4 separate regions of the Homo sapiens genome follow, and regions 2, 3 and 4 are each linked to region 1. The links are chromatin contacts, found by Hi-C or POLR2A ChIA-PET in ENCODE. All regions are on one chromosome and are shown on one strand. The core of a region is the stretch at or near the end of the contact, and the rest is flanking DNA. Distances in the headings are between cores, read along the strand shown. Region 1 overlaps ITM2C (integral membrane protein 2C). Region 2 has its middle 29 kb from the start of SNORA75. Region 3 overlaps SP110 (SP110 nuclear body protein). Region 4 overlaps SP140 (SP140 nuclear body protein).

Region 1 (4,747 bases), core at 1,079-3,578:
TGAGACGGTGGGGCATCAGGTCAGGGTCTGGGGCTGCCAGTGAGGAGATGAGCTGATTCTTGGGCAAGGCGCTTCCCAGCTTCACAAACGGAAGGGAGGATGAGCTGGGTCTGCCAGGTTCTAGGTGGCAGACCTCTCTGGGCCTCAGTTTCCCCATCAGTAAAGCATGATGATCCCTAAGGTCCCTTCTGGCCTCCAAGTCCTTGAGTCGGTGACTGGGAAAAGGGGTGGCCCAGCAGGACTAGGACCTGGCCACCTCCGTGCCCTCCACAGAGGTGCAGACACCAGAGAAAGAGCCTGGGGTTGGCAGGGGGTCAAGGACGAACCTAAGAGTTGGGCACCTACGCCTGTGCACGACTGCCTTTCCTGTCACCTGCTGTCCTGGCCTGCAGACCTGGAGGGGCCTAACACGGCGGGTGGGGAGGTGGAGCTGGAGGCAACACTGTTAAGAGTCTTGTGCCCCTATCACGGTTACCTCCACATCCAGCCTCGGACAAGTGCCATCGCCCTTCCTGGATATCCCTGACCCCTGTCTTGGAGAAACCTTGACAGACACTGTGTCTGGTGGGCCAGTCCAGTCACTCCATCAGTAAGGGAGGCCAGGCAGCCTGGTGTGATCCCATCAACTGAATGGCCGGGCGGGCCAGTCTGCCCACTCTTACTTCTGGAGGGGGCTCCTGGAGGGGCCTGTAGATACATGCTTGGGACTGCCTGGCCTGGGATCGGCAGGATTCCACCGTCTGTTTGATTCAGTGCAAGTTCTCCAGGGAGGATGCGTCATCGCAGCATGGGGGGCTCCTGTGGGCTGTGCGGGGATGAGAGCCCAGGGAAGGTGAGGCTCCGGGGCTGCATCCCACAGTGGCTGGACACCCCGAATACTGTCCCAGGGCACAGACCCAGGGGCTGCTGGGAGGTGTCCACACAACGAATTGGGGTGTGGGGAGAAGGGTGTGAGTCGAGGGTGGAACAGAGGGGACCAGGAAATGCTGGCCCAGGTCCTAGGGTAGGGCCACAACAGGAAGAGGCCTGTGGGAAGGTCCCACACAGGACCCTGGAACGAGGGGGACGCAGGCCATGGAGGGAGTGGGGCGGGGCAGGGGGATGCTGCACAGAAAGGAAGGTGATGGGTGTATGTGAGCTGAGCTTTCAAGGGGAAAGCCCCGTGAATGCAAACTCTTCAGCAATTTCCATCGTGGAAAAACTGGGGGACAACAAAGTTAAACGCTTAGGAGTGGGAGGTCACTTGGGTCATAAATGACTGGCAAGTCCCACCTCTTTGTCACCCTGAGGTTCTCTGTGAGTTGTACGTAGGTTTATCCTTTTAATTTACCTACTTTCATTTCCAAGCACACAGCGACACTCCCTCCCTCCCAGGTCTGGGTTGGCCCAGCTTTGTGCCCAGGTCCCCCGGGGAGGGGGATGATAGTTGGCAGCAAGGACACACTCCTGCTTCTGGAAGGAGGTGGTGGAGACTCTCTGTACCCACCCCTCTCCCTCTCTTGTTTGGTAACCCAAATGTCCATGCACAAGCACAGTTAGGTCAGCCTTAAAGCGTGACCTGCAGGTGCAGGGTCTGAGCTGTGGAGGGGGATCACAGTTCCAGTTTCTGCCAGATCTGAGTTTCTGGTGAGAATTCCCCAGGGTGACCCTGTGGGGCGGGCCCAGTGCTGTCACCCGGATTCATGCTTGGCTCCCCAGGACAAGGGGCTAAATGTGGGACTGGCCTGCATCCAAGGAGGCCCCAAGGAGGAGGGGGCACCCCAGTCTTGTGGGCTGGCCGGGCACTCGCTCCCACCTGAGGGCATGTCTGGGGCTTCCTGCTGCCCCCTTGCAGACACTTCCCTCCATGCCTCTCTAGACATGACCCTTTCTCGAGGCCTTGCCCCTACCTGGCCCGGCCCCTCACCTGCGCAAGGAAGAAGTATCTGTAGATGTAGACAGAGGCGAACACGAGGCCCATGAGCAGCACGACCATGCCCATCGACAGGTAGCACACGCCGCCCACTGAGCCCCCCCTCTTGGATCGATGTTGTGGGGGCTGCTCCTCCTGTGGATAGCAATGCTGGGTCAGTGGGGGCCAGGGCCCCTCCCCTGGAAATCCCCCCTTCCCTAAGTCAGGCTTCACCTGCTGGCTGGGCCCGGAGGGAGTCTTGGGGGAAAGGGAGGGAAGGAGATGACACCTAGAAGGGAAAGGAAGGCCCACCAGGGTCACCCGGACTCGTCCTGGCTAAAGAGAAACCGAGACAAACCTCGAAAGAGAAAAGGAGACACACCTCGAAAGAGAAACCAAGACACACCTGGAAGCCACCGAAAGAGATGCAGTGGGTTCAGCAGGTGCATTTTGAGTTATCTGAGCTCTTAGGCCTCTTGCTTATACCAGCCGTGACCGTGGTATATTCTTTCAAACAGAAGATAGGGGATGTGCCGACCTGGCCTCGGTGACTTTAGGGACTTAGAAATCTCTGTAGGAATTGAGACACACCAGGCAGGCTGGGAGCTGCTGCTCTGGACGATGGGGAGCCCGGGAAGGCTTTTGAGCTGGGGAGTGACAAGATCCACTCTAAAACCAAGGTGCAGAGGGTAGACTAAAATGAGGACAATAGGAGGTGGGCAGGCTGTGTAAAGGCTGCTCAACTCCACCAAGGAGGCTGTGACTGATGGGGGCAGGGGCTCCAGGAGCCCCATGGGGTCTGGGCATGGGTGCTTGTCCCCAGCCAGGGAGCTCTAGGCCTGTGATCCACACTGGCCCCCCACAGGCACCGACCGGCAGTCAAGCAGGCTGTTACAAGTGGTGTAACAGCTACAGGATGAAGCCCGGAAGCTTCCATCCACCAGGGAGCTCCTGCCAGGAGAGAAATGTGGCTGTCCGGAAGGCCAGGCTAGAAGGATCCTGGAAAAATCTGCTCTGGGAGCCAGAATTGGGCTCAAGATCATAGCTGCAGGGCTGCCAAGAAGCCAACCTAACCCATCTCCAGGCCACACATGTGTGGGGTGGTGGACGTAGGTGTGTGAGTATAAAATTCAACAAAACTGCTTTACCCAGAGCACTGACGAGAGCCAGCCAGGTGAGCTTGGTCAATTTCCTGTCTCTTCTCCTCCCTACCTCCTATGCCTTCCCCCGGGCCCTTGCTCACCCTTGGAGATAATGCAAAAGCCCCGGGGCCAGTCTCTGCCTCCAATGTTCACCATTTAATCCTTCCTCCGTGGTGTCCACATACGGCCAAGAGTGAGGTTAGAGGTCAGTCCCTGCGGACTGCCGCAGTATTGGGGAGAGGAGGGGATCCAGCCCCAGAGCCTGAAGCTTCTCATTCTGGCTCTGCCACTACCTGCCTGCTTAGCACTTTCTGGGCCTCGGCTTCCCCATCTGCAAAATGAGCAGGTCAGACCAAGTGACCTCTCAGGCCCTTTCCGGCCAGGCGTTCTGGGATGGGAACAGATTTCCTTTCTCCCTTCCCCCTGGAGGGGGGTGGTTCAGGCCTAAGTGACTCAGGACAGGCCCTATCTCTCAGCACAGCACAGGGGTCCTGCCCTGGGGGCGCCTGCTTCGCTCCTCAGGTTTCACCTCCCACCCTTTTAGAGCACAGGGGAGTGTGGGGCCTGGGCCCTGGGGAGCTGAGGGTCTGACCCGCCCTGCTTAGGAAAAGGACAGAAAATGTCTGGAGGACCCCCCCTTCACTGCGGACATGCGTGAGCAGGTCAGCAGGCCCCCAGCATCCTCACCATGGGGTGCCCCTGCCTGTCCTGCACCCTCACACTCAAGTCTGCCCGCAAGGGAGCCTGCTGGGTGGGTGTGGGAGGTCAAACCACTGCCCGCACTGCCTGGCCCATGAGGAGGCCGGGGCCTCTCCCCACCTTGCCCTGCTTTAGGGGTCCCGTGATCATATGGACCACCTGCCCACTGTCATCTCCTCAGCAGCCAGGGGCACTAACCAAGGTCACCAGCAAGTGACGGGCATGGCCACAGTGCACAGGGCCCTCAGGAACAGCTGCTGGCCACAGGGGGTTGGGACTAAATGGCTTTGGTTTTCCAATGGACTCCCGGGAGCAGCAAGAGACGGGGGTGACACCTTCCGTTGGCATCTCCCAGGGATCGAACCACCCAGGAGCTCTTGCAAACCAGGCACCAGGGATGCCCTCCTGCCCCTCTGGCGCTCCTGAGCAGGTCTTAAGGAAAGGTGGCTGACCCTGACACAGGCCAGGCTGCCTACAGCAGCTGGGAAATCTGCCCTCGGGACACAACAAACACCAGGGCTCAGATTGTATTTAGGGGTCAAGTGGGGCTACAGGCCCAGCGGGGCCCTGCAACCTCCCCCTTCTCGGGTCTCCCATGCAAAATGTGGACAGACTCTGCGTGACAGGGGTTTTGCTGGGATTAAACGAGACAAAGAACCTAAAAGCCCTTTGTAAAGGATCAAGTGCTAGATAAAAATAGCAGATCTTTATCAGCCGAGCCTTTCCTTTTTAGGGCTGACTCTGTGGACAGCTGTTGAGGCTGCATTGTGGCCAGACTTTTGCTTCTGCATTCTGGAAAACCAGGGAAACTAGCTTGTGAGATTGCTAACAACCAGAAAGACAGAAAAGGGAAAAAAAAAAAAGTCAAAGCGCTACGTGGGAGAGCCCGAGGGCCTGCTCCACAAATCAAATTCACCGACAAGGTGAGGCCTGCTAGCTTTATGGCAAAGGGCAGCCTCGCCTTTCCGCCTTTCCGCCTTAATGCTGGTCTGCAGAACTTGAGCTGGGTCCCGTG
Region 2 (5,353 bases), core at 1,125-3,624, 550 kb before region 1:
ACTTGGGGTTCCCTCTTTGGACTTTGGAGCCCCCCTCCTTCTGTCTCTGTATGGGGGAGCTTCTTTCTGTCTTCTCCCTTTCTTCTTGCCTACTAAACTCTCCGCTCCTTAAAACTACTCCATATGTGTCCATGTCATTCTTTTTTTTTTTTTTTTTTGAGATGGAGTCTCACTCTGTCGCTCAGGCTGGAGTGCAGTGGCACGATCTCGACTCACTGCAACCTCTGCCTCCCTGGCTCAAGCGATTCTCCTGCCTCAGCCTCCCGAGTAGCTGGGATTATAGGCATGCGCCACCACACCCAGCTAATTTTTGTATTTTTAGTAGAGACGGAGTTTCACCATCTTGGCCAGGCTGGTCTGGAACTCCTGACCTCGTGATCCACCTGCCTCAAAGTGCTGGGATTACAGGCGTGGGCCACCATGCCCGGCTGAGCCTGCCTTCTTGTTTCAGCTCTCACACTGTAAACATGTGTCCTTTTGGTGGTCTATTTAGTGCCACTTTTTTTTTTTTTTTTGAGACAGAGTCTCGCTCTGTCGCCCAGAGCTAGAGTGCAATGGCGCGATCTCGGCTCACTGCAACCTCTGCCTCCCAGGTTCAAGCAATTCTCCTGCCTCAGCCTCCCGAGTAGCTGAGACTACAGGTGCGTGTCACCACACTCGGCTAATTTTTGTATTTTTAGTAGAGATGGGGTTTCACCATGTTGGCCAGGCTGGTCTTGAACTCCTAACCTTGTGATCTGCCTGCCTCAGCCTCCCAAAGTGCAGGGATTACAGGCGTGAGCCACCACGCCCAGCCAGTGCCACTTTTTTTGTATTTTGTGCTTTTTGTTGCTGGTTTTCTTGCTTCATGTGGCCCCCAAGTGAACTGCTGATGAGCTTTCTGGTGCTCCTAAGAGCAAGAAGGATGTGATGTGCTATAGGGAGAAAATCTGTGCGTTGGAGAAGCTTCATTCAGGTGTGAGTTATGGTGCCGTGAGTCCAATATTAATGAATCAGGCTGGGCGTGGTGGCTCATGTCTGTAATTCTGGCACTTTAGGAGGCCGAGGCAGGAGGATCACCTGAGGTCAGGAGTTAGACCAGCCTGGCCAACATGGTGAAACCCCATCTCTACTAAAAACTACAAAAAATTAGCTGGGCATGGTGGCACATGCCTGTAATCCCAGCTATTCAGCAGGCTGAGGCAGGAGAATGGCTTGAACCTGGGAGGCGGAGGTTGCAGTGAGCCAAGATCATGTCATTGTACTCCAACCTGGGCAACAAGAGTAAAACTGCATCTAAAAAAAAAAAATTAATGAATCAACTGTATATTAACTTCAGTGTCTTTAAACAGAAACAAACATAAAAAAAGGTTATGCGTTGGTCGACTGAGGAAAATATTGTGACTAGGCCGGGCATGGTGGCTCAAGCCTGTAATTCCAGCACTTTGGGAGGCCGAGGTGAGCGGATCACTTGAGGCCAGGAGTTTGAGACCAGCCTGGTCAACATGGTGAAACCCCATCTCTACTAAAAATAAAAAAAATTAGCCAGGCGTGGTGGCACACACCTGTAATCACAGCTACTTGGGAGGCTGAGGCACGAGAATCACTTGAATCCAGGCAGTGGAGGTTGCAGTTTGCTGAGAATGCACCACACACCACTGCACTCCAGCCTGGGCAATAGAGTGAGACTCGGTCCAAAAAAAAAAAAAGAAAGAAAGAAAATACTGTGACCAGACCCTCACAGGTACCTAAGGAGGAACCTAATTTCTCCCAGGAGCAAAGCTTCAACATTCACTAATCCAGTGTTTGTGGTGATTTTATAGAACATAACCACCACGAATCAGGAGCATGGGCTGTACCTCCTGCTGGTTGTGTTTCTCTGGTTGCGATCTGACTGATATAGTGACAAAGTCACAGAACTGCTAATACTATTGTGGTTTTTTGCCACTACCTTAACAAATTTTGAAGAAAAGTTAAGGGTTGGTGAAAACAAAGATGTCTATTTATTCCCATCCATGCATATGAGTCCCCTGAATGCTCTCTGTGGACCCTGTGGGCATTCGTGGACCCCAGGTTAAGACCACCTGCAGGTTAACAGAGGATAATGCAAAGGCCCACACCAATCATGGTGAAGGGTGGAGGTAGCAATGTTCCCACAGGCTCTGAGGAAGCAGTGAAGCTGGAAGGCCCCACCGGGGAACTGGAGGCTGAGGGCTCAGCAGGCCTGTGGGCTCTGCTCCCCAGCTGAAGACACGGTACCCCTAGTTCTTCCTTAAGCTGTGGTTGCCCCAAGCTAGATCCATCCGAAAAAACCATGGCTGCCTACGGGTGTTGAGGAAGCGTTGTTTGCAAGGGCTGGGGTTTGCCCCAGTGGCTCTGAGGCCTCTCCCTCTCCTTGCACTAAACTCAGACAATTCTGTTCTTCTCCTATTATTCTACCTGTGATTTTAAGTGCTCCTCGTATCTGCACAAACTTACCCCCATCTCTTTTTATTGAAAAAGCAAACAGATCCCCTGATTCTTTGGGTCTGGGATGATACTTTGGCTGACTATCTGTGCCCTCCACCCACTACACCCTCCCAGAAAATGAAATTAATCTACTTAGGTTCATCACAAAGGTGGGCTGGTCGACCCAGTGGCAGACCGTCCCGCCCATGTCACCATACCAAGCGCCCTTCTGCTTCAGGTCCTGGGAGGTCAGGACTTCCTGGTGTCATCCTCAGACGGCGGGACAAGGCTGGGGCTGGATTCTTCCTGTCTGGGTTCACCTCCAATTGCTGGTGCTTCCTTAAGCACAGCACTATTGCCCCCATGTTTATGAACGGGAAAGGATACTAATTAGAACCAGCCAAAGGAAGAGACACAGGGTAGAGTCCAGGGAGGGTCCTGATGAGGAGCTGGCAGCCACCGGTGTGGCATCACCTCCTTCTTGCTGTGATGTGTGACAATTCGCAGAGTACCGCCAACGGGTGTGGCATCACCTCCTCCTTGCTGTGATGTATGACAATTCGCAGAGTACCGCCAACCACGGAAGCTTCCCCGGGCTTTGATGTCAGAATTTGTGTTGCAGTTTCCCTCTGTGGGCAGGGTGATGGAATCATTGCCTGTGAGGTTGAACTGGGTCTCTAGCTTGTTTCTTCGCCCCGGGGGTTGCTCTGACAGCTCTCGCCCTCAGGGGCCCATCATGAGTCACCTCATTAGGGTAACGGTAAACCATCAGGTGTGGTCTTCCAGGAGCCAGGACAAAGGCACAAAGGCCAGATCTCTCTGGGGAGAGGGAGCGTGTGAATTGCTTAGTACACAGCTCCTGACTTTAGCCTCCTGCCCCTCAGGCTGGTGCTTCCCCAGCTCTGACTACACATTCTGCTTTGTGAGTGATTTTACGAGTCTCACCTGGCCTGGAACTGGCAATGGGGAAATTGCTGAGGCAGGTGGCTGGCTCCAGGGCCTGGCTTGAAGATGGGCAGGAAGGCACTTACACTGCCCTCTCATGAGCCCCCCGGTACCCCCTTACAGCCCCAGACCCCAGTGATGTTCAGGCTTTTGGAGCAAGCCCTGTTGCTTTCTGCAACCTCTGTGGGTGGACTCGGACTCCTGACTGGTCACTTGCGGAAGAGAAGACCAGCGGCTCCTCTCCCTCTCGCAGGAGACTGAAGGCTGCCACCTCTGAGACCTCCTACCCTTTGGCTCCCCTTCTGGGAACCATGTGAAAGTGGCTGTCATGAGCCACATCCTGTCCAGCTGAAGTCCTGCTTGATGTTGGCAGAGGATGTGGTCGTTCAGAGCTGGGAGGACAGACCAGACACCAAGCAAGACCAAGAACTCTCCACTATTTCTGACTCTGGATGAGCGGGGTGCAGGGTCTTGAGGAGTAACTGGGGAACGGGACTGCAGAGACTACAATTCCCTCAGGGAATGTGGCTGTGGGATGAGAGTAGGGACACAGCTGAAGAGGTTCATGGGGTTGAAGGAGTTTCTTGTTTTTGTTTGTTTTCAACACGTAAAAGTCTTGAGCCCATTTAAAAGGCCATGGAGCTAGGCGCGGTGGCTCAGGCCTGCAATCCCAGCACTTTGGGGGGCTGAGGTGGGCGGGTCACATAAGGTCAGGAGTTCGAGGCCAGCATGGTGAAACCCTGTCTCTACTAAAAATACAAAAATTAGCTGGGCGTGTTGGCAGGTGCCTGTAATCTCAGCTACTTGGGAGGCTGAGGTGTGAGAATCGCTTGAACCTGGGAGGCAAAGGTTGCAGTGAGCCGAGATGGCACCACTGCACTCCAGCCTGGGCAACAGAATGAGACCCCGTCTCAAAAAAAAAAAAAAAAAAGAAAAGAAAAGAAAAGAAAAGGCTATGGAGAAGGATTAGTGGAGCAATGGATGTTGACCACAGAAGAGAGACAGTGGTCCTAAGCGCTTGGGAAGGGTGGGCTCTGAGACTCAGGTGGAGGCAAGCAGGGGATGGGTCTTTTGTTTTTAAACTGGAGGTGCTCTTCCCACGAGTCCTTCCACGTGCTCTTTGAATTAAAAGGCAAGGTCATCTGATGAAAAGAGGGGAGATGTCAGAGTCAGAGGTTTGAGAAGTGCAGAGGTCTCAAATGTGCCCAGGAAACATGGAATTAGACCCAAGTCCACACGATAATTCAGTACGTAATAAATCTGCCACTTCCACTGGTGTTGGCGTAACTGGAATACCATCTGCCTAGAGGAAAAATTATATTAATATCTTTTTTTTTTGAGACAGGGTCTCACTCTGTCACCCAGGCTGGAGTGCAGTGGTGTGATCATGGCTCACTGCTCCCAGGTTCAGGTGATACTCCTGTCAGTCTCCTGAGTAGCTAGGACCACAGGCACACACCACCACTCCTGGCTAATATTTTTAGACTATTATTTGTAGAAATGGGGTGTCACTATGTTGCTCAGGCTGATCTTGTGCTCCTGGAATCAAGTGATCATCCTGCCTTGGCCTCCAAAAGTGCTGAGATTACAGGCATGAGCCACCACGCCCAGCAATACCTCATGTCTTATATTAAAATACATTTCAGGTGGATCAAATATGTTAATGTAAAAAGTGAAATATGACAGTACTAGAAGAAAATATGGAAAATTTATTTTATAACTTAAAGTTGGAAAGAGCTTTTTAAATTTAATTTTTATTTATTTATTTTTTCCAAGACAGAGTCTTGCTCTGTTGCCCAGAGCTGGAGTGCAATGGCGCGATCTCGGCTCACTGCAACCTCCGCCCCCCAGGATCAAGCAATTCTCCTGCCTCAGCCTCCCTAGTAGCTGGGATTACAGGCATGCGCCACCAGGCCCGGCTGATTTTTGTATTTTTAGTAGAGACGGGGTTTCATCATGCTGGCCAGGCTGGTCTCAAACT
Region 3 (4,844 bases), core at 2,063-4,562, 660 kb after region 1:
AACCAAGCTGTTCACCCTGTGCGCCAAGAGTCAGTGAGCCTGGAACATCCTCCCAGCAAAGCGATGAGATCCTGAGTGAGTCGCCCAGCCCATCTGACCCTGTCCTGCCTCTCCCTGCACTCATCCAGGAAGGAAGAAGCACTTCAGGTGAGAAACAGATCCCATCCAACACCTGTATATCCTCAGCCTAAGGTGCCTGTGCCATGTTGCCGCCAATCCCAGCATCTTGACTTTTATTGTCCTAGTTCTTCTCTTGCACCCATCTACCCAAACACAACCCTTTTCAAGAGGGATTATGAGCACTGCCGGGGGGTGGGTAAGACCTAGAGTCCAGAACACCTGCTTCCCACTCCCGGGACATTCCAACCCTCTGCCCTTGTGCCTTGATGCTCTATCTGCCCCAGGCACTTTTAACATTCACTCTTCTCCCTGACATCCAGTCCCTGCAATCTGTAATAATTTCCTTTCCTCCTTCAGTGACCAATGACAAGTTAACATCCAAAATGAATGCGGAAGAAGACTCAGAAGAGATGCCCAGCCTCCTCACTAGCACTGTGCAAGGTAACACTGACTGGGGCTGATACCGCTTAGCTCAAGGTGACTGTGAAGGGAGAACATGCGTCTGCCAACCAAGAGGCTATGGTGGGAACCCTGGGAAAAAGAACTGAGCAATACAAAGGAAAAGAAACAGAAGGGGCCAATTCACCAACGCAGCAATGCAAAACAAACCAACAACCAAAACACCATTCTGAATTGACAAGTAACCTGCGTAACACTCACACTAGTGACCCTTAGCTGATTCCTCACCCCCACCTGATTATGGGGGCCTTAGAGTTTCAACATTCTTCATTTTTATATGGTTTGGATTCTAAGAACAATGTTATCAAAATTACTAGAAAAGATGATAAAATGTTTAAAGGTCTGCTAGACCTAATATTTAGCTTCTCAAATTGTATCACTTGTCCTCCCCAAACCATCATCATAATGGAGTTTGATTACATTAAACGTAAGAATGGTATGATATTGGGCATTGTCAAAAATGATACCATGGATTCTGAGCTCTCCAGTACTGAGAAGAGGGGTCCTCTTCGATCCAAATAATATTGCATCCACTCCTCTAATACCTACCATCCAAAAAGGTTAACATAATCAGGAAGCTAACAGCAATGGAAGAACAAGTGGCTAATTGAGAGTGAATGGTTGCTTACTTTCCCACTCTATGCCATCCTTTCCCAGGCCTTGGTTGCTGTTACCCCGTCATTTTTACTTGTTGGAATAGAGCATTCTCTTTTCTCCTCATTCTGGTCCCTGCTTGCTGTTCCTGAGATCTAAAACTTTTTCTTCCTCCATTCAGTGGCCAGTGACAACCTGATCCCCCAAATAAGAGATAAAGAAGACCCTCAAGAGATGCCCCACTCTCCCTTGGGCTCTATGCCAGGTAATCTTGGTTTGGTCAACCTAAAAGCTTGCCTTTGTTTCTGTGTTTACTAAGAGGAAAAGCCATTCGGATCTTCTAGAGAGGGGGCTCTCCTCCTGCCTCTCAGCAATCTTGGCCCAGCTTCCAGTTCACCCAGCACTTGGGAGCTTGAACAGGCAGGAGACCCGACCTCTGAATGGATACAGAGTCCCTGGGGGAGGGCAAAGGAGGCAAGTCTGGAAAAGGTAGACTTGGATAGGGCCACGGATGATGATGGACAGAGCCCCACCAGTGCCTGTAGGTTTGGACTCCAAATGCCACAAAGCGCCTGAAAGGGAAACATTCACCTGCCACAAAGGGTTGTGGCAGGAACCCCAGGGGAAAGCAAGGGAACTGAGTCAGGCTGGACTGTTTGACAGAGCCACTCTTCTGAGGCCACTTCAATAAAGTAGTGCTCAAAACGGCTCTGTCAAAATGCAAAGCAAATGAACAAAAACACTGTGTGGCCCTAATAGTGAATTGCTGCAGCAGACATGGATGGTCCTCCTTCCAAGCCCCCACCTGACTGTGGGGAATTTTCACTTTCAACCCTGGTCATTTCTATATCACTTGGAGTTTAAGAGTTGATATTATGAATATAACTTGAAAGGTAATAAATTATTCCAAAGATCTAATGACTGCTTGCCACCTGCCTCAGTCACCTATTCCTAAGCAGGCCAGCATTTGAGACCAATCTCAATGCAGTGTGTAAAGAAAAAGGTGACAGCTTCATGTGAGATGAGCCTTTATTTGTTATGGCTTCAAGTTCTCTGTCTTTCTTTGTGCAGCAAAAACTAGCAGAGCTTTATATGTCTTTGCTGTTAACAGGTGCTAGCAAGCACAGGCTAGCTCCTGCTTTCTTCAAACAATCCTTATATACAGAAATATATAAGGCATTTAGCCTTCTCCACTATTTCTCCAAGTAAAATAACCACAGATAGAGCAGTTAAAGAATATCCACACATAGACGTCAAAGCAATAAGATGTATTTTTCATACAGCAAAGACATTCCCCTTCATCATGGACATCAGATTTCAATATCACCACTTTCCGCTCTCAGCTTCATTCCTTGAGCAGGGGCTGCTGGGAGCAGAAACCATGTGACTATAGTCATGATACCCAGCACAGTTTATTCCTGCAATTTCCATTCATTGCACCTTCTTCACTCACTTCTCTTCCATCCATAAGATAATCTCTCTAAAAGGATCAGACTGAGCCTCTGCTGTGGGGCAGTTGTGCCCTAGTTCCCTGTGATGGTCGCACAGGTAACAATAACCACAAGTTGGCAAAAATCAAGACAGAGCCAGGGAATTCTTAGGGCAAGCAGATTCCCGGCCCTGGGCTGCATGTACTTTCTACTTTTCTAGTTCTTGCATTGACTTCCCTCAGCACTTTCTCTTCACTGGATCTGAGCTCTGAAATGACTTATATTTCTTTTGTCAGAGATAAGAGATAATTCTCCAGAACCAAATGACCCAGAAGAGCCCCAGGAGGTGTCCAGCACACCTTCAGACAAGAAAGGTAAGAAAAGCCTTTCTTCTGTAGAGGTCAGAAGGGTGAATTCAGAGTTGCTTTCTGTTTTTCTGACTGTATCTTGTCAAGAGCACCACTATGTGACCACAGTCCTGATGCCACACACAGTTCGTTTCTGCAGTTTCCATTTGCTGCATCTTCCAAAAAGGCCTTTATGAAAATTATCAGGAAACCAGAAGGCATTTGGGGGTATTGAAATATGCCATTGGAATTGCCTGTTCTGAAAAAATCAATCTCCTATATTCACAACTTCTTAGAGTGTTAATTGCACTTCCCTCTTTAACTGAAAGTTGGTTCCCCAGAGAGGAACCCACTTCCTCTTAAGACATGGCTAGGCATTCTCTGCCATCCATCACTCACACCTCATGGTGAGAGACAGGTTAGATGTCTGTCCTTTGCTGCCTACTGGCCCCATCCAGCCCCTTCCTCCCTGATCCTCTCCTTTGAGTCTTAACCATTCAATTAAAATGTTCACTCACTCATCATCAATATCATCCAATAATTTCCCCAATAATCCTTTCAAAAGCTGCTTTTCTGTCATTTCAAGTCCCAGCATCATCCTAGATGCCTTCAGGGTACACACGGATAACAGACAACTCTGTTATCCAATACTCTGGCCCCTCAAATCCTTCATCTTCTCATTTTCCATGACTTTTTCCTCCACCAATTCTTGGCCTCCCATACCCAAAGGCAAGCTATAGACCCTATCGTCATTCAAACCTGGCTCGATTTCCCAACAGTTAATTTCAGAATTCCTTTTTTGATACCTGTCCTTGAGCTTTTCTCCTTTTATAGCTATCATTCAACCTCTGATCACTCTTTCCCAGCCCAATCCTAACAAAAGAAAAAGAATCAAAAATATATTTTTCTGTGCTTATTTATTTGTTGTTTCCTCTGAAGTTGTCCTTCAACCTCATTTGGATCACCAGTCCACTGGCCTTTCCTCCTTCCAAGCCATCATCTGCTTTTCTTTGCTTCCCAGCTTTTTAACATTGACACTAACTCACAGTCCAAGATTCATCATTTCAGTAATCTATTGCCATTATCTTAAACCTGCCTTTCCTCTCTGCCTTTTCCTAGAACTCTCTGGCAAGTCTTGGAAGACCCTACTTACCTACTTCCTGTACACTGCATCTGAAAGCCAGCAGTGCTGGAGAGAGTTCCACAGCAGGGCAGAGTGCACTCACTGGTCTTCATGGTTCCAGCACAAATCATCTCTCCTTACTGTGTGACAATGCTACTTCCTGCAATAATCCTTTCAAACCTCAAGCCCTATTTTTCAAACCTCTGACCCCCTCACCTCCTGCTTTTTGCTCAATCAGTGACTTTCCCTCCTGCACCATAAGGAGATATCAGATGAGAATCCCCTTATTTGTGCTGCTAGTCCTACAAACCCTAACTACATCTGTCTCCCTCCTCTCCGAGTTCCCTCCTTCTCTTCTAAGACAATCCTTCTGCCTCATCTTATAGTATCCATGATCCCTTCTCTCTCAAGTATTCATTAAAGCAGTATGTCTCACACAAGAATCTGCATTACATGTATCACAGCTCATTAAAAAATGCTTTTTCTTGATTCTCATCTCACTTCAACTACTTCCATATCTCTCTCCTTCATTTCACAACCAAACTTCTAGAAATGAGCTACCTAAACTCCCTGTCTCTATTTCTTCGTTTCTCCTTTTCCTCTGTCATTTTAGAGTCCTTCTTCCCCTATTACTCCCTGAAGTACCATCACCTAAGGTCACCAATGAACTTCTAGCAATGTGGTTTGAAGACCAAAAGTAAAAGCTGAATATCATTGACATACAAGATTGGGAGATCAATGTTTGTAACTATAAAACATTATCCTTTCTTT
Region 4 (5,187 bases), core at 2,175-4,674, 620 kb after region 1:
GACTCCCCCAGAAAGCTCCTAGAACTGATAAAAGAATTCAGCAAACTTTCTGGATACACGATTAATGTACACAAATCAGTAGCTTTTCTATATACCAACAGTGACCAAGCAGAGAATCAAATCAAGAACTCAACCCCTTTTACAATAGCTGCAAAACAACAACAACAACAACAACAAAAACTTAGGAATATACCTAACCAGGGAGTCGAAAGACCTCTACAAGGAAAACTACAAAACATTGCTGAAAGAAATCATAGACAACCTGAACAAATGAAAATACATCCCATGCTTCATGGATGGGTAGAATCAATATTGTGAAAATGATCATACCGCCAAAAGCAATCACAAATTCAATGCAATCCCCATCAAAATACCACCATCTTCTTCACAGAATTAGAAAAAACACCTCTAAAATTCATATGGAACCAAAAAGGAGCCCACAAAGCCAAAGCAAGACTAAGCAAAAAGAACAAATCTGGAGGCATCACACGACATGATTTCAAACTATACTATAAGGCCATAGTCACCAAAACAGAGTGGTACTGGTACAAAAATAGACGTAGACCAATGAAACAGAACAGAGAACCCAGAAGTAAACCCAAATACTTACAGCCAACTGATCTTTGACAAAGCAAACAAACCATAAAGTGGGGAAAGGACACCCTATTCAACAAATGGTGCTGGGATAATTGGCAAGCCACATGTAGGAGAATGAAACTGGATCCTCATCTCTCACCTTATACAAAAATCAACTCAAGATGGATCAAGGACTTAAATCTAAGGCCTGAAACTATAAAAATTCTGGAAGATAACATCAGAAAAACCCTTCTAAACATTGGCTTAGGCAAGGCCTTCATGACCAAGAACCCAAAAGCAAATGAAAGAAAAACAAAGATAAATAGCTGGGACTTAATTAAACCTAAGAGCTTTTGCACAGCAAAAGGAACAGTCAGCAGAGTAAACAGACAACCCACAGAGTGGGAGAAAATCTTCACAATCTATACATCTGACAAAAGACTAATATCCATAATCTACAATGAACTTAAACAAATCAGTAAGAAAAAAACAAACAATCCCATCAAAAAGTGGGCTAAGGACATGAATAGACAGTTCGTAAAAGAAGATATACAAATGGCCAATGAACATATGAAAAAATTGCTCAACATCACCAATGATCAGGGAAATGCAAATCAAAACCACAATGCGATACCACCTCACTCCTTAAGAATGGCCATAATCAAAAAATCAAAAACAGTAGATGCTGGCATGGATGCAGTGAATAGGGAACACTTCTACACTGCTGATGGGAATGTAAACTAGTACAGCTGCTATGGAAAACAGTGTAGAGATTCCTTAAAGAACTAAAAATAGAACTACCATTTGATCCAGCAATCCCACTACTGGGTATCTATCCAGAGGAAAAGAAGTCATTATTCGAAAAAGATACTTGCACATGCATGTTTATAGCAGTACAATTCACAATTGCAAAATTGTGGAACCAACCCAAATGCCCACCAATTAACAAGTGGATAAAGAAACTGTGGTATATATGTATGTATGTGGTATATATATATATATATATATATATGATGGAATACTACGCAGCCATAAAAAGGAATGAATTAACAGCATTTGCAGTGACCTGGATGAGATTGGAGACTATTTTTTTTTTTGAGATGGAGTCTCGTTCTGTCACCCAGGCTGGAGTGCAGTGGTGTGATCTCAGCTCATTACCACCTCCACCTCCCGGGTTCAAGCAATTCTCCTGCCTCAGCCCCTGCTAGTAGCTGGGATTACAGGCACACACTACCATGCCTGACTAATTTTTGTATTTTTTTTTTTTTAGCGGAGGCGGGGTTTTGCCATGTTGGCCAGGTTGGTCTCAAACTCCTGACCTCAGGTGATCCATCCATCTCAGCCTCCCAAAGTGCTGGGACTACAGGCGTGAGCCACCGTGCCCGGCTTGGAGACTATCATCCTAAGTGAAGTAACTCAGGAAAGGAAAACCAAACACTGTATGTTCTCACTGATACGTGGGAGCTAAGCTATGAGGACGCAAAGGTGTAAGAATGATGCAATGGACTTTGGGGACTTGGAGGGAAGAGTGGGAGGGGTGCGAGGGATAGAAGACTACAAATATGGTGCAGCGTATACTGCTCAGGTGATGGGTGCACCAAAATCTCACAAATCACCACTAAAGAACTTACCCATGTAACCAGATACAACCTGTACCCCAATAACTTACGGAAAAATAAAAATAAATAAATAAATAAATAAACAAACAGGCCATGCTCTAGGGGTATCACTTCAAAACGTGACAGACATCAAAGAGCCATTGCTAGTAGCCACATCTCATCCTAGTTGCCTCAAAGCAATTGCAGGTGACTGCATTAGTCCATGGTTCTGGAGATTTTGTACTTGGATCAACTTTAACTCTGTTCCCGTTTAGAAAAAAAAAAAAGTGCAGCTTGCTGCACTCATTTAATTTTACGTAAACACATTCTTTGAGGCTGAAGCAAACATGATTGATTTTCAATGTGAAAATAAAATATATAAACTGTTCTTGGAGTTATTTCTAAACAGAACCATATCAGAATCATCTATTTTAAAAATATATGATTCATCAAATGAATCTTCGGCCAACAATTGTTCAGTAACAATGTTAACAGCACATGTGGGAAAGCCACGTTTTCCAGGATTTGACATTTTCAGTGATCAACAATTACTGTATTTTGTAAATGGAAATACCACTACTAAAACCAGAATGCTATAATTAGAAGAATGTCTTTTGTTTCCAAAGTCAATATATTAGAGTGATGTGAAAATAATAATAAAAGCAAGATATTTCATGGCAAATTTACTTGGGATAAACGCTGCAGCCACAAGGGTGGCTGGTGAGTATTCTTGGAGCAAAAGGGAATAAATAGGATAGTATTGCAAGCAGCACAATTCTGCTGCTAATTAAAAACTTTCAACAGTTGTCTGCCATTCCATTAACGTATTGTAAAACATCATTACTTTTTCTTATGTCATCCTTTGCAAGGATAACACTCTCAATCTAGCAACTCTATAACTCCTACTCAGTGAAGGGGAATCCTAGGATTTTGTTTCCAGGGTCCTCTTCCAGAAAAGACATCTTGGATGGGGAAAATACTTGATGGTGCCTCCTGCAGCTTTAGATGAGAGATTTCCTAAAGGGGAAACTGATAATTGAAAGTTGCTACACTTCTAGGAAAACTCATTATTGTTTGGCCATATGGTCAATAACAACCAGAATCATCCCAATTAATCAACAATAGCTTCTGGCCAGTACACAGGCCTCTGAAAGCCAGCCAACCATTGACTTCCCCATGCTTCTGAAAGTCAGACAGTCAGTAACAGCCACACTCCAGTGACCCTGCTTTCACTAAAGGTCAGCTAACCACTAACAAATCTCACTTTTGAAGGCCGCCAGTCACCGAGATCCACACTTCCACAAACGTTCTCTGTTCAGAGAAACTGACCCACAAGCACAACTATCCCTTAACTGAACAATAAATTCAGCCTTTCGTTTGATATTAAGTGGTGGCCCCTTATTTTTTCTTTTTTTCTTCTGAGATGGAATCTTGCTCTGTCACCAGGCTGGAGTGCAGTGATGTGATCTCAGCTGACTGCAACCTCCACATCCCGGGTTCAAGCAACTCTCTTGTTTCAGCCTCCCGAGTAGCTGGGACTACAGGTGTGCTCGACCACAACCAGCTAATTTTTGTATTTTTAGTAGAGATGGGGTTTTGCCATGTTGGCCCGGCTGGCCTTGAACTCCTGACCTCAAGTGATCCACCTGCCTTGGCCTCCCAAATTGCTGGGATTACAGGGGTGACCCACTGCACCCAGCCTAAGTGATAGCCCCTTCTACTAGTGATATCTTTTTATTACTCTATGACGGCATCTATGGTTCTTTTCGGCTTTCTGGACTTTCTCTTCTTAACATCTCCTCTCCCTTACTGTCTCTTCCTCCTTCAGTGATGTGCTACATATACTTTTCATATTGCCTCTCTGTTTCTCTTTTCTGGCTCTATTTTTCTGGATATCTCCTATCTCGTATCGTAGATTACATTCAAGTATTTTCCAACTCTTGATAATGTTTCCTTATCTCTCCCTAATCTTTCTTTATTTGTTAGATAAAAGTCTCTTTCCATTGAACCCTGGTAGAGTCTCTTGGATTCCTAAAAACCCTTTGGGCATCCACATTGGACTCAGACTATGAGACCCCACCCCAACCCATGCCCACCTCATAGAACTGAAAGCCTGTAAGGAGTCATCCAGGACACTGGTCTCTGCTCTTTCTTTTTTCTTGGGTCTTATCAAACACCCGTGTCACATGCATTTCTGTGTTTCTGGCTCCTTAAAACAGCAATAACAGCACCTTCCCTATCTAAGTCTTGAGGTTTTTGTGAGTAAAATTATAACACCTATCAGAGTACTCTGAAAAACCACTGCATGATCCAATGACATAATGGAAAGTACTGGTCAAAAATACCATTTAGTCTCACAAATAGTTGATCTAAGTTCTGCCAATTAGATGGTAGAATACCATTACACTGAAGGCTTTGTCAAGTTTGTGAAAAAATCATAAAAAAGTATCTACCAGCAGAGGAATGATACCCTTTTTTATTTCCATAGAGGGAGTGAGAATAGAAATTTTTTTTATTATACTTTAAGTTTTAGGGTACATGTGCACAACGTGCAGGTTTGTTACATATGTATACATGTGCTGTGTTGGTGTGCTGCACCCATTAACTCATCATTTACGTTAGGTATATCTCCTAATGCTATCCCTCCCCCCTCCCCCACCCCACAATAGGCCCTGGTGTGTGATATCCCCCTTCTTGTGTCCAAGTGTTCTCATTGTTCAATTCCCACCTATGAGTGAGAACATGCAGTGTTTGGTTTTTTGTCCTTGTGATAGTTTGCTGAGAATGATGGTTTCCAGCTTCATCCATGTCCCTACAAAGGACATGGACTCATCATTTTTTATGGCTGCATAGTATTCCATGGTGTATATGTGCCACATTTTCTTAATCCAGTCTATCATTGTTGGACATTTGGGTTGGTTCCAAGTCTTTGCTATTGTGAATAGTGCCACAATAAACATACGTGTGCATGTGTCTTTATAGCAGCATGATTTATAATCCTTTGGGTATATAC

Evidence for each region. Hi-C counts contacts between places; a loop is a spot of excess contacts on that map. ChIA-PET counts read pairs that join two places held with the same protein, here RNA polymerase II (POLR2A). Pooled maps may share reads with other maps.
Region 2: a loop to region 1 is called in a pooled map, with 2.6 times the contacts of the local background. The contact joins two enhancer-like sites. A Hi-C loop is called at or near these places in 1 of 37 single-sample maps with no recorded cell type and 3 of 50 pooled maps. POLR2A ChIA-PET finds 5 or more read pairs at or near these places in 1 of 52 experiments (Panc1).
Region 3: a map with no recorded cell type shows a loop between it and region 1 (4-fold over the local background). The contact joins two enhancer-like sites. A Hi-C loop is called at or near these places in 4 of 37 single-sample maps with no recorded cell type and 2 of 50 pooled maps.
Region 4: a pooled map shows a loop between it and region 1 (4-fold over the local background). The contact joins two enhancer-like sites. A Hi-C loop is called at or near these places in 5 of 37 single-sample maps with no recorded cell type and 3 of 50 pooled maps.

What each region holds. Positions count from the first base shown.
Region 1 is chr2:230,870,717-230,875,463 of GRCh38, reverse strand. It overlaps ITM2C (integral membrane protein 2C), which reads right to left. Exons shown (of 6, transcript NM_030926.6): 2 at 1,907-2,047. Among named protein-coding and RNA genes, the nearest start is that of ITM2C, 8.1 kb to the right of the region's middle. RefSeq lists a silencer at 1,184-1,253 and enhancers at 1,614-1,933, 2,134-2,673, 4,599-4,747. Within about 2 kb of position 2,328, at least 6 of the 41 ENCODE cell types and tissues checked have a DNase peak (open chromatin) inside an H3K27ac peak, as active enhancers do.
Region 2 is chr2:231,423,837-231,429,189 of GRCh38, reverse strand. No RefSeq gene overlaps it. Among named protein-coding and RNA genes, the nearest start is that of SNORA75, 29 kb to the left of the region's middle. Within about 2 kb of position 2,374, at least 2 of the 41 ENCODE cell types and tissues checked have a DNase peak (open chromatin) inside an H3K27ac peak, as active enhancers do.
Region 3 is chr2:230,208,064-230,212,907 of GRCh38, reverse strand. SP110 (SP110 nuclear body protein) reads left to right here. Exons shown (of 19, transcript NM_080424.4): 4 at 1-147; 5 at 478-561; 6 at 1,355-1,438; 7 at 2,900-2,977. It also overlaps a transcript of SP140 not described here. Among named protein-coding and RNA genes, the nearest start is that of SP110, 9.5 kb to the left of the region's middle. Within about 2 kb of position 3,312, at least 2 of the 41 ENCODE cell types and tissues checked have a DNase peak (open chromatin) inside an H3K27ac peak, as active enhancers do.
Region 4 is chr2:230,256,173-230,261,359 of GRCh38, reverse strand. The region is part of intron 12 of SP140 (SP140 nuclear body protein); the gene reads right to left. Among named protein-coding and RNA genes, the nearest start is that of SP140, 33 kb to the right of the region's middle. RefSeq lists an enhancer at 3,500-3,569. Within about 2 kb of position 3,424, at least 2 of the 41 ENCODE cell types and tissues checked have a DNase peak (open chromatin) inside an H3K27ac peak, as active enhancers do.